2 separate regions of the Homo sapiens genome follow, and region 1 is linked to region 2. Evidence: chromatin loops called from intact Hi-C (ENCODE). Cell type or tissue: heart left ventricle. All regions are shown on one strand. Links, peaks and the distances in the headings refer to the core of each region. The heading gives the core; the rest is flanking DNA.

Region 1 (8,569 bases), core at 184-8,183, 1.3 Mb after region 2:
ACACTGACATCCAATGCTGATGGACTCCAGTAAACATACTTATCCAATGCTGATGGACTGAGCTAAACACACTCACATCCTACGCTGATGGACTCCAGTAAACACACTCATCCAATGCTGATGGACTCCAGTAAACACACCCATATCCAATGCTGATGGACTCCAGTAAACACACTCATCCAATGCTGATGGACTCCAGTAAACACACTCACATCCAATGCTGATGGACTCTAGTAAACACACTCATCCAACGCTGATGGACTGAGCTAAACACACTCACATCCAACGCCAATGGACTCCAGTAAACACACTCATCCAACGCTGATGGACTGAGCTAAACACACTCACATCCAATGCTGATGGACTCCAGTAAACACACTCACATCCAACGCCGATGGACTCCAGTAAACACACTCATCCAACGCTGATGGACTGAGCTAAACACACTCACATCCAGTGCTGATGGACTCCAGTAAACACACTCATCCAATGCTGATGGACTCCAGTAAACACACTCATCCAACGCTGACAGACTCCAGTAAACACACTCATATCCAATGCTGATGGACTCCAGTAAACACACTCATATCCAACGCTGATGGACTCCAGTAAACACACTCACATCCAACACTGATGGGATCTAGTAAACACACTCATCCAACGCTGATGGACTCCAGTAAACACGCTCATATCCAATGCTGATGGACTCCAGTAAACACACTCACTTCCAATGCTAATGGACTCCAGTAAACACACTCATATCCAACGCTGATGGACTCCAGTAAACACACCCACATCCAACACTGATGGGATCTAGTAAACACACTCACATCCAACGCTGATGGACTCCAGTAAACACACTCATATTTAACGTTGATGGCATCTGGTAAACACACTCACATCCAACGCTAATGGACTCCAGTAAACACACTCACATCCAATGCTGATGGGATCTAGTAAACACACTCACATCAAATGCTGATGGACTCCAGTAAACACACTCACATCCAATGCTGATGGACTCTAGTAAACACACTCATCCAACGCTGATGGACTGAGCTAAACACACTCACATCCAACGCCAATGGACTCCAGTAAACACACTCATCCAATGCTGATGGACTGAGCTAAACACACTCACATCCAACGCTAATGGACTCCAGTAAACACACTCACATCCAATGCTGATGGGATCTAGTAAACACACTCACATCAAATGCCGATGGACTCCAGTAAACACACTCACTTCCAATGCTAATGGACTCCAGTAAACACACTCACATCCAACGCTGATGGGATCTAGTGAACACACTCACATCCAACACTGATGGGATCTAGCAAACACACTCACATCCAACGCTGATGGACTCCAGTAAACACACTCATATTTAACGTTGATGGCATCTGGTAAACACACTCACATCCAACGCTCATGGACTCTAGTAAACACACTCACATCCAATGCTGATGGGATCTAGTAAACACACTCACATCAAACGCTGATGGACCCCAGTAAACACACTCATATCCAACATTGATGGGATCTAGTAAGCACACTCATATCCAATGCTGATGGACTCTAGTAAACTCACATCCAACGCTGATAGGGGCTAGTAAACACACTCATCCAATGCTGATGGGATCTAGTAAACACACTCATATCCAATGCTGATGGGATCTAGTAAACACACTCACATCCAACGCTGATGGACTCTAGTAAACACACTCACATCCAATGCTGATGGGCTCCAGTAAACACACTCACATCCAACACTGATGGGATCTAGTAAACACACTCACATCCAACGCTGATGGGATCTAGTAAACACACATCCAACGCTGATGGACTCCAGTAAACACACTCACATCCAACGCTGATGGACTCCAGTAAACACACTCACATCCAACACTGATGGGATCTAGTAAACACACTCACATCCAACGCTGATGGGATCTAGTAAACACACTCACATCCAACGCTGATGCACTCCAGTAAACACACTCACATCCAACGCTGATGGACTCCAGTAAACACACTCACATCCAATGCTGATGGACTCCAGTAAACACACTCACATCCAACGCCGATGGACTCCAGTAAACACACATCCAACACTGATGGACTCCAGTAAACACACATCCAACACTGATGGACTCCAGTAAACACATTCATCCAATGCTGATGGACTGAGCTAAACACACTCACATCCAATGCCGATGGACTCCAGTAAACACACTCATCCAATGCTGATGGACTCTGGTAAACACACTCATATCCAATGCTGATGGACTCTAGTAAACACACTAATCCAACGCTGATGGACTGAGCTAAACACACTCACATCCAACGCCGATGGACTCCAGTAAACACACTCATCCAACGCTGATGGACTGAGCTAAACACACTCACATCCAGCGCTGATGGACTCCAGTAAACACACTCATCCAACGCTGATGGACTCCAGTAAACACACTCATATCCAATGCTGATGGACTCCAGTAAACACACTCACATCCAGCGCTGATGGACTCCAGTAAACACACTCACATCCAGCGCTGATGGACTCCAGTAAACACACTCACATCCAACACTGATGGGATCTAGTGAACACACTCACATCCAACACTGATGGGATCTAGTAAACACACTCACATCCAACGCTGATGGACTCCAGTAAACACACTCACATCCAACACTGATGGGATCTAGTGAACACACTCACATCCAACGCTGATGGACTCCAGTGAACACACTCATATTGAAAGTTGATGGGATCTAGTAAACACACTCAAATCCAACGCTGACGGACTCCAGTAAACACACTCACATCCAACACTGATGGACTCCAGTAAACACACTCATATCCAATGCTGATGGACTCCAGTAAACACACTCATCCAATACTGATGGACTGAGCTAAACACACTCACATCCAATGCTGATAGGTTCCAGTAAACACACTCATCCAATGCTGATGAACTGAGCTAAACACTCATATCCAATGCTGATGGACTCCAGGAAACACACTCATCCAACACTGATGGACTCCAGTAAACACACTCACATCCAAAGCCGATGGACTCCAGTAAACACACTCACATCCAGCACTGATGGACTCCAGTAAACACACTCACATCCAGCACTGATAGACTCCAGTAAACACACTCACATCCAGCACTGATGGACTCCAGTAGACACACTCACATCCAAAGCCGATGGACTCTAGTAAACACATTCATATCCCACGCCGATGGACTCCAGTAAACACACTCATCCAACGCTGATGGACTGAGCTAAACACACTCCCATCCAACGCTGATGGACTGAGCCCAAAGGGGGCCCCTGCTGGGGCACTGGCATCTCAAAGGAACCACAGGTAGAGAGAAACACTTCCAAGAGAGGGATGAGCTAGCAATGGTGGCTTGAGTCAACATCCATAGGCTATCAGGAGAGAGAATTTGGAGGCTGGTTTTCTTGGTGCCCATAAAATCATAGAAAGCTTTCATCAAGTGAGGATTTGGGGGTGTGACCATAGAAACGAAATCTGGATAACTCAAGCGAGAGAAGAATGTGCTGGAAGGATCTCGGGTGCCCCACAGAATTGGCGGTCAGGTGCCATGACTGGGCCTGGGCAGTGAGGGCTTCTCCACGTCTTGGTAGGAAGATGCTGGCGAGGGGATGCCAGGTGGCTTCTGTTCTGTCCTTGCATCGCCAGTCAAGAATCAGAAAGACCCAGTTGGCCCAGCCTGGGTGGTGCCCATCCCTGGCTGTGGCAAGGCCGTGAGAGAGGGCTCTGGAGGAGAGAGGCCGTACTGGTTCTGAAAAGCCACAGCGCCATAGTCCACCCAGACCCTCCACAGACGGTGGCTTGGGCACAACCACATCTAGTTTCCCAGGCTTTCTCCAGTGCGGCCAGGAGTCCCCCCTCAGGGTCGCCTCTGATCTGTTTCAGTGAAGGCCAGGAGGTTCACAATCTCAGTGCCCCATTAGTTCCACTGCAGCTCTCAGCACAGAGGACTCATTCTCCCTTTCAACGCTGTTCGCCCCCAAACCCCATGAATCCTACTTGACCCTAACCACAGGTTGAAAGCCCAGCACCTGCCACTTAAATAATAGATGGCACCGCCCTCTTGTGGCAGAGACTGGCAGCACAACGCGTCCCAGCAAACATCTTACCTGTCGCGGACTTTTCTGAACAAAGAACAAGCTGCAGCTCACACACCTGACCAGAGGAAAACGGACTTTACTCCTCTCATATTGTCAACACCTCCAGAGCCCTACTGAGGGGAAATATACATGCCATAAAACTTAACAATTTAAGCGTATAGTGCCATGGAGTTTAGTAATTTTATACAATTGTGTAGCCTGTACCACAATCCAGTTTTGGAACACCGTTATGCAGAAAGTCCCTTGTGCTATTTGCAATTAATATGTGCTTCAAAATCCAGCCCCCAGCGATCACTGATCCTGCTTTCTGTCCCTATAGTTTTGCCTTTTTTAGAAAGTTCATCTAAATGGAATTCTACAATATGTAATTTTTAAACGCTTCACTTACTTCATCCCAGTGGTTTCTTTATGGCCAAATAGTTTTTCATGTATTTGATTTATTTTTACTTATTGTTCTATTTGATTGCCAAATCATGTTTTATTCTTTGGCTACCCACAAATTTGTTTATTCTTTCCCCAGTTAAAGGACACATGGATTGATTTTGGGTTTTGGAGATTATGAATAATGTTGCATGATAACATTTCCCTTCCTATCTCCATGTGGACAAATGTTTAGCTTCCTGAGAGCAGAATTTCCGGGTTGTATGACAAGCATACATTTCACCTATTAAGAAACTGGCAAATTGTTTTCCAACAACTCTTTGTCACCCTACTGCATTCCCACCACCAGCGCATGCAGGTTCCAGTTCCCCACATCCACACCAACACTTGGTATTGGCCACTGTTTCCATCTTAGCTTTTGTCGTGCATGGGAGGCGATATTTCATTGTGGCTTTAATTTGCAGTTCCCCCATGACTAATGATATTGACCATTTTAATTTATCTACCATTTCAGATTTCAATTAATTTCTATTGTAGGTTTGGGCTCAAATCCATTTTCTAATATTATATTTAGACCTTGCTTTTTTTTGGCTCAAGTTCATCGAGCCATTACTGTAACATCATACTTAATCTTTATGTTGGAAAATTTGAAAAGAACCAGATAATAGGATGAAAAGGAGGCATTCTGGCTTATCATCAACCAAAAAATAAAAATAAAATAAGTGAAAATCTAAAGAAAACGAGAGCAGTTGGAAGCAGCTTGACGTAGCAAACAAAACAATAACATGTTTTATATTATCAACAATTTAAATGATCAAAACACATATAATTAGATGTACTTCTCTCTCCTCCCAAATTTCCCTGTAAAAATGGATTTTTAAAAATCTGCCCGTTGTCTATCCCAGCAAATACAGTGTCCGAATACTGAGATTTTTGGGGCCCCAAATGGACGTGTGTGATGCTGTCAGCTGAGCATGTGACTTGCCGCTGCTCTCTGGCCAGTTTTTCTCTGCTCTCGGTGAGCCAAGTTCCTCAGCCGAGGTTTCGTTACCTCCTCAATTGTTAACGAGCATGTCTGCTGAGGAGTCTGGGAGTATCCGCCAGAACGTGAGGTCCACATCAAATGGGTATGCCCAGACAGCAGCAGCCAGGGGCCTCCCTTGCGGCCCTGGGTTGATCTCTTGGATTAATTCAAACCTTTTGCAAATTAGTGGAGACATTTTCCAGTTTCCTGTGTCTCAGCCCAGCTTTGCAGATTTAATTTTGAGAAGCACAAGCGGTAATCCGGTCCTGAAATCCCTTGTCCCACGTGGTGTTACTGACATATTGGACAAATAAAAGCCTCTGGGGAAAGAAAAAGAGGATCTTGTCTCTTTCTTTGAAGTGATTAAGGGGAAGTGAACTGGTGCGTCGACGCCATGGTTTTTCTGGCAAATTCAAGAAAGCATTCTCTGAAGTCAGTGAGAGATCGCTACAATGATAAGAAGAGACCCGGGCATCAGAAGACACAAACATTTCCTGCCCCCTGCTTTAGGACACTTGCGAAAACTCTCCTCAGTCTCTGCCCACTGGCCCAGCTGGTGCAGCACAGGTGAACAGCACACACTTGGAAGCCAGTTCGCTGGATTCCAACCACAGCCTGCTGCTTCTGAGTTGTGTGTCCTTGGCAAATTACTTAACCGTTCTGTGCCTCCGCTTCTCTTTTAGTTTACTTTGCATTGCCATAAAGGATTATCTGAGGCTGAGTAACTTATAAAGACAAGAGGTTTAATTGGTTCATGGTTCTGCAGGCTGTACAAGAAGCACAGTGCTGGCATCTGCCTCTGGGGAAGCCTCAGAAAGCTTTTATTCAGGGAGGAAGGCAAAGGAAGGTTGGCATCACATGGCGAGAGAGGGAGCAAGAGAGAGAAGCGGACGTCTCAGACTCTTTAACAACCAGGTCTTGCATGAACTCATTACCACCAGAAGGATATCAAGACATTCATGAGGGATCGGTCCCCATGACCCAAATACTTCCCATCAGGCCCCACCTCCAATGCTGGGGATCACATTGCAGCATGAGATTTGGAGGGGACAAACATCTAAACCATATGAACTTCCTTCCCTTTAAAAACAGGAAATACCTGAGCTCAGGAGTTCGAGACCAGCCTGGGCAACACAGTGAAACCCCATCTCTACTAAAATACAAAAAATTAGCCAGACATGGTGGCACACACCTGTAGTCCCAGCTACTTGGGAGGCTGAGGCAGGAGAATCACTTGAACCCGAGAGGTGGAGCTTGCAGTGAGCCGAGATCGCACCACTGCACTCCAGCATGGTGACAGAGTGAGACTCTATCTCCAATAAAACAAAATAAAACAAAACAAAAAAAACAAAAAATGGGAAATAAGCTGGGCGTGGTGGCTCATGCCTGTAATCCCAGCACTCTGGGAGGCAGGTGGATCACTTGAGGTCAGGAGTTTGAGATCAGCCTGACCAACATGGTGAAACCCCATCTCTACTAAAAATACAAAAAAAAAAAAAAAAAAATTAGCCGGGCATGGTGGTGCACACCTATAATCCCAGCTACTGGGGAGGCAGAGGCACAAAAATCACTTGAACTTAAGAGGTGGAGGTTGCAGTGAGTCGAGATCGTGCCACTGCACTCCAGCCTCGGTGACAGAGTGAGACTCCATCTCAAAAAATAAAAACTTAAAAAATAAAAACGGGAAAATAATACCAATTTTAGATTAGTTTCCCGTGGCTGCTATAACGCATGACCACAGACTTGATGGCTTGAGTAACAGAAGTTTATTCTCTCAAGGTTCTGCGGCTGGAGGTCCACGATCAAGGTGTTGGTGGGGTCACGCTCACTCTGAAGACCCCGGGGAGGTTTCTTCCTTGCCTCTTCCAGCTGCTGGTGGTTGCAGGAATCTTTGGTGATCCTTGGCTTGCAGCAACCTCACTCCAATCTCTGCCTCCCTCTTCCCACAGTGCTCTCTGTGTTTCCTCCTTTTCTGTCTCTTATGAGGACACTTGCCATTGGATTTAGAGATCACCCTAATCCACTATGATCTCATCTTGATCCTTCACTTAATCACTTCGGCAAAGACCCTATTTCCAAGCAAGGTCATATTTACAGGTACGTGGTGTTAAGACTTGGACATACCTCTTTGAGGGACACAACCCAACCCACTCCAGATCTCACAGGGACACTGGGGGGACATGTCTGCAGTTGTTGTCTTAGTGTTATTGAGGGAGATGCTGGACATGGATCTGTGGGGAAGATGATGGAAGTGTGTTCATGCAGGGACAAGGGCACAAATGAGGCCTGAAGGCTGAGGAGGCCTGGGGAGTTGTGTGAAGGGGGCACCGTCTAGTGTCAGGACCCAGATCTGAGCATTCATCTCCTGACTCTGCATTCCAACCACGGGCTATTGCACTCCTCCCTCTGGGAACCTCCTGTGTTTTTCTCTTCATCTCTTCAGCCCTTTTCTCATCAGCAAGTGTGGCATTTGTACTGGAAACCAAGCTAGCCTGCAGCACACTTTTAGAAAACAGTTTTATTGAGATACAACGCACATACTATACAATCCACTCACTGTGTGTGTGTGCGTGTGTGTGATACAGGGTCTTCTTGCTCTGTCACCCAGGCTGCAGTGCAGTGCTGTAATCATGGCTCACTGCGGCCCAACCTGTTGGGCTCAAGTGATCCTCCTACCTCAGCCTCCCCAGTAGCTGGAACTACAGGTTTGTGTCACTACACCTTACTAATTTTTAAATTTTTTGTAGAGGTTTTGCCATGTTACCTAGGTCTTGAACTCCTGGGTTCAAGTGATCTGCCCGCCTCCGCCTCCCAAAGTGTTGGGATTACAGGCATGAACCACTGAGCCTGGCTCACTCATTTAAAATATATAATTCAATGGTTTTTAGTAGATTCTCAGAGTTGTGCAGTCATCTCTACAATCAACTTCAGAACATTTTCATCACCCCCAAAAGAAACTCTGCACACTTTAGTTGTGAGTTGCCCCCAGTCCCTCC
Region 2 (8,569 bases), core at 38-8,037:
CTGCAGCCACCTGCCTGGCACACGCAGAGGCCTCTGGATTTGGCCCAGTGGGAAGCAGAACAGGGGCCCCGTGGAAGGGATGGGAGTCTGGCATGCTACATTTTACCAGACGCACCTGTGCCTAGCCCCTGCCTCTGTGGTACTATTGGTACGCCAAGAGATCTTCCGAAAATGTGAATGGGCTCCTACAACTTCCCCGCTTGAAGCTTCACTCTGGCTTCCTGAGTCCTGACGAGGCCCCTGCATCCTCTGTCTCCTGCGCCTCCCCTGTACCTCCCCTCCCACCATGCTCTCCCTGGCTCACTAAGTTCAGCCACATGGGGCTTTCTGCTCCTCCACCCTTTGTGATGCCTCATGGCCTTTGCACCTGCTGTCCCAGCCACCAGGCAGGTGTATGACCCGGGTCTGCACTCTGAGGATCCTTCTCATGAGAGAGATTACGCTGCTCCAAGAAGCCTTTCTCGACCTCTCCAAAGGGCAAGTCATTATGATACTTGAGTTCTTCACAGGTTCTTCCTGAAAGCATCTTGTTCTTTGGTGTGCTTGTTTCCTGTCTGTCCCCATGGGAATAAATTTCGTGAACGGCTTGTTCACTGTGAAGCCTCTAGGGCCTGGCCAGCGGTACACCCTGAATAAATAAGTATTGAATGGAAGGAGGAATCCATATAAATCCCATTCCTCAGACTGCTCCAGCCCAGGAGGACCCTCTCTTGGAACCGATGATACTTGTTCTCTGCAATATTCTTTGAAGACCCTAAGAGATCGAATTCCAGCTCTCCAAGGGCATCCTTTGCCTTCTCCCTGGTGCCTGGTAGAGGGGACAGAGCACCTCATGCGTCCAAGAGATCGAATTCCAGCTCTCCAAGGGCATCCTTTGCCTTTTCCCTAGTTCCTGGTACAGGGGACAGAGCACCTCATGCATTCATTAGCTGGTGGTGGTTGGTGGTTCCTCCCTCCTTTGGACTCTCTTCATACTGTAAAATGGGCCAAAGCTTCGCTGTAGTCTCAGGAGCTGATAGAGGTGTTTCCTTATATCCCACTCCTGCTTCTGTTGGCAGTGATGAGATCAATACACCCTGTATTGCCTGGAATGGTTCATTCTAACAAACAAAGCCCTGAACCTCCATGACTTAACACCATGTCATCTTATTTCTTGCTCACCCAAAATTCCATGCAAAAGAAGTGGCATTCCACATTTTCGGAACCAGACTCATTCCAACTTGCAACTCTGCCATTGCTGAAGGCTTGGGGGTTCTCCCTTGAATTTTTGCATTCAGCTTGAAAAGGCAGGAAGAGAGTTTGAGGGTTTCACAGGCTCCCAAACTCTCCCCCTGAAAGGGAGGCACATCCCTTCCTCCCAGGTTCTTTTGGACATAACCATAGCGACAGTTAACCTTAGGAAGGCCAGGGCATGTGGTCTGGCTGTGTCTCCAGCAGGTAGAGGAAGCAGGGGTGAGGGAACATGCTTCTGTCACAGGTTCCAGTGCATGCAAAATCCAGGCAGTCTTTACAACAAAGGGTTTCCTGCAGAGGCAGCCTTGCAGCTTCTCCTTGACCTCACCCCTGACCGAGAAACACTCAGGGACTAATCAGGCTAGAGGTACAAATACATAATTTGTACCAAGAAGTCCAGCATGTGACTTCAAAGAAGACTATTCAAGGCCTGCTGACCTTTCTGTATTGATCCATAAATCAGTAACTTAAGGAAAATGCAGCAGTATCCTATTGGTCTTTGCAGAAGAGGCTGCTCTGCGAGGTTCACCTGGCAGTTACCTGGTGACACCATGGGTCACCTGGGAGAGCACGAATATTCCAACTTTTTAACATCTGCTTGTGGAGCTCTGGGAAGAGATGAGAAAGGGAGAAGGACAGAGAGAGGAGAGTAAAAGTAGGTCTGGATTTTAGTATGGTTAACCTGGAAGAACCAAGAAGTTTGATGATTTAACACAATAAAAATTAATTTCTTTTACCATACTTCTTAATGTGGATTGACGGGGGACTTTGCTCTCTCATCAACTTGCTGGACTGCTGGCTGGAAGGCTCACCTTGTAGCAGCTGCACCATCTCAAACACAGGGTCCACTCTTCTCCCAGGGCAGGGCAGGTGCAGAATGAGGAGTCACAGGTGAGCTTTTCACTGCCCCACCAGAGAAATGACCCCCATGACTTCTGCTCACATTTAGTTGGTCAACTGCAAGGGGCTGAGAAGAGTAGTCATCCATGCGCTGGGAAGGAGAGAGTGACAGGTCTTGGCAAACACACACCTTCCTCAAGGGCACAGCATGGATTCCGCTGAGGTGCTCCTTCTGGAAGGATGATCTCCTGCTGGCCTTACCAGGAAGGGTGTGCAATGTTCCCAGTGTTTACAGTGCCCTCAACATCAGAAGGCTTTCCCCACTAGTGAAAGAGACAGTTGATTGAACCAGGCCTTTCTATTTCCCAGTCATTTCATGAATTTTGGAAAACTGGGAAGACAGGGAGTTTCAAAAAGTCTCTTCTGCATCTTCAGGAGGGATTGATCTGGTAGCTCTCACTTCATGCTAAGGTTTCCCAAACTTCATTTCTCACCATCTTCCGGAGTATTGTCATAGAGAGAAGACGGTGCCTGCACCCGTGTCAGTAGTGATTGCTAAATCCATTACTCATTTCCCATCTTCATAAACATACATAACTTGATATTTTTTAAACAAAATGCATCACCAAGTAAAAGGAGAGAAAACAAAAATAATAATAATCAAAATAAAAACAAATCGATGTTAGTAACTTGAGCTAGATGTTGTCATTGTGCAGAAAGAGCTTCCTTTTTTGTTTAAAAAACATGGACATTTGCAATTACTAAAAGGCTGTTCCGGAGTAGCTCAGGCCTGAGCCTTTCTCCTGGATGCAGTCAGAAGGACTGGAAGAGAATGGCTTCAGTTTTACAGGAGGCCCCATCTTTAGAGGGCCTGAAAGTGTCCTCTCATCCACCAGTGGCATAGCCCCTGCAGTACTTGAATTCCAGCTCCTTTCTGCCTTTATCAACGCTCAAAGTTGCCATTTCTCAAAAACTGCTACAGGGAATGTTTTTGTTTTATTGAAAAATAACAACAAAAACTGCTTAGTGTAAAAGCCTCATCCACACAGCATGAACAATTAGTGCAATTTAATTACCGACAAAATTAGGCTTACAGCTTGATTTATGGCCCCGCAGATGAAACACATATTCTTGGAGGAAAGCAGATTTCTTACAAGTAACTTGAGAGAGACAAGGCAGGCGATTTTGATGGGAAGTTGTCCTGGGGCAGGGGCTGGAGTTAGGGACCTATGAGCCCTCAGTGTCCATCTCCAAGTCTAAGTTTTGCTTCCCCACAATTAGCTGTGTTAATTACCCAAAGAAGATTAGATGTACCAGGGAGAATGGCATACTGGAGAGAGAAAAAGTAAGAAGCCATTCTTGCATCTTATTTTAGCCACTGATTAGGTATCTGAAGTTGCATCTTCCCAAAAAATCTTCCATACCAAAGAGTGGAAAAAACTTTTGTTTCGCCAACTACGCATAATGAAGAAACCGTTTAACATTTTAGGCAGCAGCTGGAACTTGACAGTCACCTTTTGTCTTCACATTACAGATAGAGAAACCTTCTGCAATGGCAAAAAGAAAAGTTATTTGATGATTGCAATTCAGGGGAAAAACTCAATTTGATTTAGAGAAACATAAAATGATTGTTTTTAATAAAGAACAGGGACCACTTGTTTCTAGTCAATATGTCTGAGAAATGTCTTACAAATAGACTCAGTGTCACAAATAGATGATTTACAAATAGACTCAGACCCACTGTAGCGTTAAGGATGGAACCTGGATTATGCATTCAGTGCGGGCATCAATTTTGACACTCAGAGACCAGGTGAAGGTGTCCAAGAGACGAAAGCTCAGCTCTCTCATCACTCAGGTGAAGGAGAAAGGGGACCAGTGGTTCCAGCACGTGTTCCGCAGGCCGGCAGCATCAGCATCACCTGGAACTTTTTAGGAACGGAGATCGGAAGTCCCACCTTGACCTGCCGAGATAGCTCTGGGGTGGGCCCAGCAACCCAGGTCTAACAAATTTTCCAGTGACTCTCCTGCTGGTTCAAACTTCAGAAACAGTGAAAGAGACAATCTCTTAGGGTCTTTGCAGCGTCGACTCTTAGGAATTTTACAGGAGAGCAATACAAAGAGAAAAGGCAACAAGTTTAAGAAACAAACAAAAGAAAAAACAGAAAGACAGATATATTCAGATAAGTAGATACAGAATAAAAGACAAGAGCACATCTCAAAGGACATGAACCCAGAAAAACAATCTTCGGTAGAACAGCAGTGGCTTTTTTGATCTTCCTTGAAACTTTGAAAGCTAAAAACTCTTAAAGCATTGGTATATTTCTGCAACTACAGGCATACAGGATAAAAAAGTCCATTGCCCCCTCAGTCAGATGATAACGACCCATTTTTATCTACTGAGGTGAATTCACCTCATTAGATTCAGGGCTTGTTGGTTTACAATATTCCTTAAAAATTCTGAATGCTTTTCTTCCCTCTGAGCTTTGATGGGGTTAATTTAAAGGCTCTCGTGGAGCAAAGCAGTTCTTGGGCTACAAATTACAGGACGGTGCTTAGGGATCTTGGTGTGGGAATGTCTTAGTTGGAGATTCCGGGCGGTGTTGAGAATCATGTCTTTTATCTTCTCAAAGCAATGTTGTCTCCTAATGGATCCATTTCCTTTCCCAGTGAGCCCTGGGGAGCACACGACATGTTTCTAGGGACACTAACTTGGGGGATCGCTCTGGGAAGGGGCTTGGGGCCAGCATGACCTCAGTGTGGCGTGTCAGAGACTTCCTCACTGCGATCCCTGGGAGATGCGCAGGGCGGGGCGAGGGCCCTTCTCCAGCCATCCTTGCGCTCTCCCTGGCGAAGAGCCTCAGGTGCCCCCGGGCTGGAGGACCTCCCCTGGGCCTGAGGTTTTGATGACGACGAGAGGCCGGTGGCCAGCTGGACACCTGTTGGGAGAGTGGGTGGCTCCGTCCCCGGGGTGCGCCCGCGCTGGGAGCCCTCGCCCGCCGCCACCGCGCGTCCGCGCTCGCAGGGAGGGTGGCCGGGAGGCTGGGCGTGGGGCGGCCAGGGGGAGGTGGGATTTACTTTGCGGATTGGGGCTCACAGCTGTCACTCCGAAAGGGTGGGGCTTTTTAAAAGCAGACAAATTTTTAAGGCGAAAGCCCCAGCCGGCTCCGGGCACCGTGGCGATCGCCTCCGTTCCGTTCCGGATGCGGTCCTTGCGGAGCGGAGCCCCCGCGCCTGCTGGCAGGAGGCAGCTGCGTTGCTCGGCCGCGTCCCCGAGCCGGCGGGCCCTCCTCCGCGCACATCTGGCCCGCCTCCCCCGGGCGCAGGGGGGAGCCCCGCGTCTCCGGAGCCTGCAGTGCGCTCGGCGCGCGTAGAGCCCCGCGAGCCCCAGCCGGGCCCGGGGCCGGGCGGGCCGAGGCGGCGGCCGGGGAGCAGCCGCACCCGCCAAACTTTGGGTGCCGGAGCGCGCGCGCGCCCGAGCCCCGAGGCGCAGCGGCCGGCCTGGGATGGGGGCTGCGGGCCAGGGAGCCCCGGGCCGCCCAGCGAGCCCGGCCACCCGCCCGGGGGGCTCCGAGCCGCCTCTGCCCGCGTCCCGGGCTCCGCAGCCCCGCCACCCCGGCGCCGCCTGCGCCAGCGCCCGCTAGCCAGCCCGGGAGCAGCTGGAGCCGCCGGAGCCCTGCGCCTGGAGGCGCCCCTCCTTGGGCCACCGGGGGCCACTCTTCGCTCGGGTAAACAGGAAAGGAAATACCCCCTGTGGATTAAAATTTAAAAAAAATTCTGTTGGGGTCGAAGGAGGGAGGTGGGGTTTGCCTGCGCGCGTGTTGGACTCCGGAGAGCAACTCAGGAGCCCGCGCGGTCGTCGCCTCCCGGCCTGGCCATGGACTGGCGGGAAGAGGGAGCAGGGCGCCCGGGCTGCTCGGGCCCCTAGCCGGGCGCTCCCTCGCCACCGGCCCCGCTGCGGGCCTCTAGGGGACTGAGACGGTCTCTTGTTCGCCTGGACGGCGCCGGGGAGCGGAGGATCTGCGCTCCGGGTCTCCAGGATGTGCCCGTCTGAGATGGGGACGCTGTGGCACCACTGGTCGCCGGTACTCATCAGCCTGGCCGCCCTGTTTTCCAAAGGTGAGGACGCCGCGGCCGCCAGGGCCCGGGGACTAACTTCGCCTGGAGTGAGTGTGTGGGAGTGTGTGGAGGATGGGGGCGGCCGGGAGAGAGGGCTCGTGTGCAAGTGTGTGTGCGCGCTTGTGTGCATGTGTGTGTGCGCGCGTGTGAACGTGCGCTCGTGCGGCAGCCAAGCTCCTCGGACGCCCCTTGGCCGAAGGTGCTTGTCCTGGAGCACTTGGGTGGGAGGCCTTAGGTGAGACTACTAAGGAGCCGAAAGGAAAGGAAGGCTGTTTCCTGAAAGCCTTTTCTGTAAAGGGAGAGGGCGTGGGGACCCTTGAGAGGAAAGGTGGCCTCTGGAGGGCCGAGCCGGCTGTCGGGGGAGGAGGGGATTGAGATGACCAGGGAGATTTCTGGAATTTGGGATTGACTTTCCCTGGTGGCACTGACCTATTTGGAAATAATTTTGGAGCACTCCTGTTGTATGGGAATACTATTTTGTGTATTATAGGCTGCCAAAAATATAGCCTGGGGGGCGGCTCTGAAGAAGGGGGATGGGTTTCTCCAGGTCTGCCGCTGTGAGGTTTGGGCACAGGGTCTGGCGCTCACCCTTCCGTAGGGTGCTGGGAGCAGCAGCGGCCCCGCAGGGTGCACGTGGAGTTTCAGCTACAAGTTGTGACCCGAATTTTCCCAGCGGAGCCCTGACTTGAAGCCATGTGTCAAGGCAGGAATTCCTCAATGTTTCCTCTTCTCTTCTGCCAGCATCCCTGTCTGTCATGGGAAGAGCAAGTTTGGAAGCTCTGGACAGTCATTCTTCCTTGAAGAGAAATGGTGTGATTTGTGCGGGAGATTCTTTCTCATGATTGACCTGGGCTGCTTGTGTGTGGTTCCCCCACCCGTGCCCCTTTCCTGCAGATAGATACACTGGGAGGAGAGTGAAGCGTCTCAGCAGTCTCTAATACGTGCTGCAAGAACCCTGTACCCATATTTTTCTGCAAAGATTTTTGAGATGAGATCTCTCTCAGAAACTTCAAAGCCAATTATCACGCACAAAGTCTTTTAATTACATGAATTGTCTGTTCTCTGAGTTCTTCCAGAATCACTGAGGTTATGTTGCTTTGGATCTGATAATAGATGAAGACAGTTGAAATGCCGAGTTCTGTGATGGTTCGATTTAGAAAGAGGAATTTACGTTCCCCCTCCTTCCCTGTCTTTGAAGTGTGGTTGAAATGGGCTCACGTTTCCTAATTATGAGTTAGAACAATCCCTGGGATCAGAGCCTTCTGGATTTATAATGTGCACAGGAAACCAAAGAAAAGGTTGATGAATTCAGTGAACCTGACTCAGGCAGACGTGAGGTTAAAAAAACCAAAATCCACAGCAACAACAGCCCAGCATTTTTTTTTTGGGGCGGGGGGGGTTGGTTCTCACTTGGTTTTATAATAGGTCCAGACTTCTTTGTGTTTATGCTGCAATAACAAGGTTGTATTAAGAAAGGTACAGAATAGCTTTGGAAATAGGACCTCACTATTGTGTTTTTTCACTTAGGTACATAGGTCTGTTACTGATTTCTTTATTAGACTGAGCAGTGTTGAAGAGAATTGTATTTAGCCTAATACTTGTGAACTTTTTCAACTGGGAACACTGAACATGTCCTTAAATGAGGTCCTGTGTGATGTGGAAGCCTCTTTACTAGGTGGCCAAAAATTAGCACGTAAAATGTTTACGATAAGCCTAGCATATGACATATTTTGTGTATTGAACTTAAGCAAGTCAGCCAGACAGTTCAAAAGTGAATCAGTTCTGTGTGGAGACTTTGTACAGCAATTAGCAGAGTCTGAGCACATGGTAGATGATTCAGGATTAGTCACAATATGTCAAAGAACAAGAAAAAAATCAACACCCCTATTAGCAAATTGCATAAAATGGAATTTCATGATGCAGATGTGATTTATACATTCAGGGACAGGGCCATTCTTTTCCCAATGTGTTCATATCACCTCCCTCTAAGATTCTCTGATCACTTGAAAGTTCTCACCCATCTTGCAATCAAGTATGGACTATATTGAAAAGGATTTTAATTGAAAGTAAACACACAGACACACACACATACACACATACCCCAAAGTGCCTCATTTGTCTGGGGCTGATTGAAAAAGAATATTATCAAGTATTAAATATCTGTTTCCACATATTATCATTTCTACTGTATTGTCTTTCCAAATAGGAATTTTTGAATGAAACAAAGGGCAGATTTTAATACCAGGTTAATATGCTTGAGCCTTACACGTTTATATTTCATAAGCAGAAAATGATTAGTTATAGAACAAACCCACCCTCTTGTAGATATTTTTTAAAAACAAATAAACATAAAGTTTTGTTGCTTGTATTTCTATGCCCC

The links. A loop is a pair of places that touch in the nucleus more often than their neighbours do. Peaks named below come from ENCODE experiments on the same cell type or tissue, not always from the same donor. Only the 100,000 strongest peaks of a DNase experiment are listed, where the experiment ranks them.
Region 1: a loop joins it to region 2, with 6 times the contacts of the local background. A loop is called at or near these places in 18 of 110 quality-filtered maps.

What each region holds. Positions count from the first base shown.
Region 1 is chr12:128,640,471-128,649,039 of GRCh38, reverse strand. All of the region lies in intron 4 of TMEM132C (transmembrane protein 132C), which reads right to left. Among named protein-coding and RNA genes, the nearest start is that of SLC15A4, 180 kb to the left of the region's middle. In heart left ventricle, for the core only: a CTCF peak has its summit at 4,136 (motif pointing left); no DNase peak of the experiment used is centred there.
Region 2 is chr12:129,900,881-129,909,449 of GRCh38, reverse strand. TMEM132D (transmembrane protein 132D) reads left to right here and starts at 5,425. Exons shown (of 9, transcript NM_133448.3): 1 at 5,425-6,189. The coding sequence starts at 6,111. In heart left ventricle, for the core only: no CTCF peak of the experiment used is centred there; a DNase peak (open chromatin) is centred at 4,917; H3K27me3 peaks cover 5,170 bases.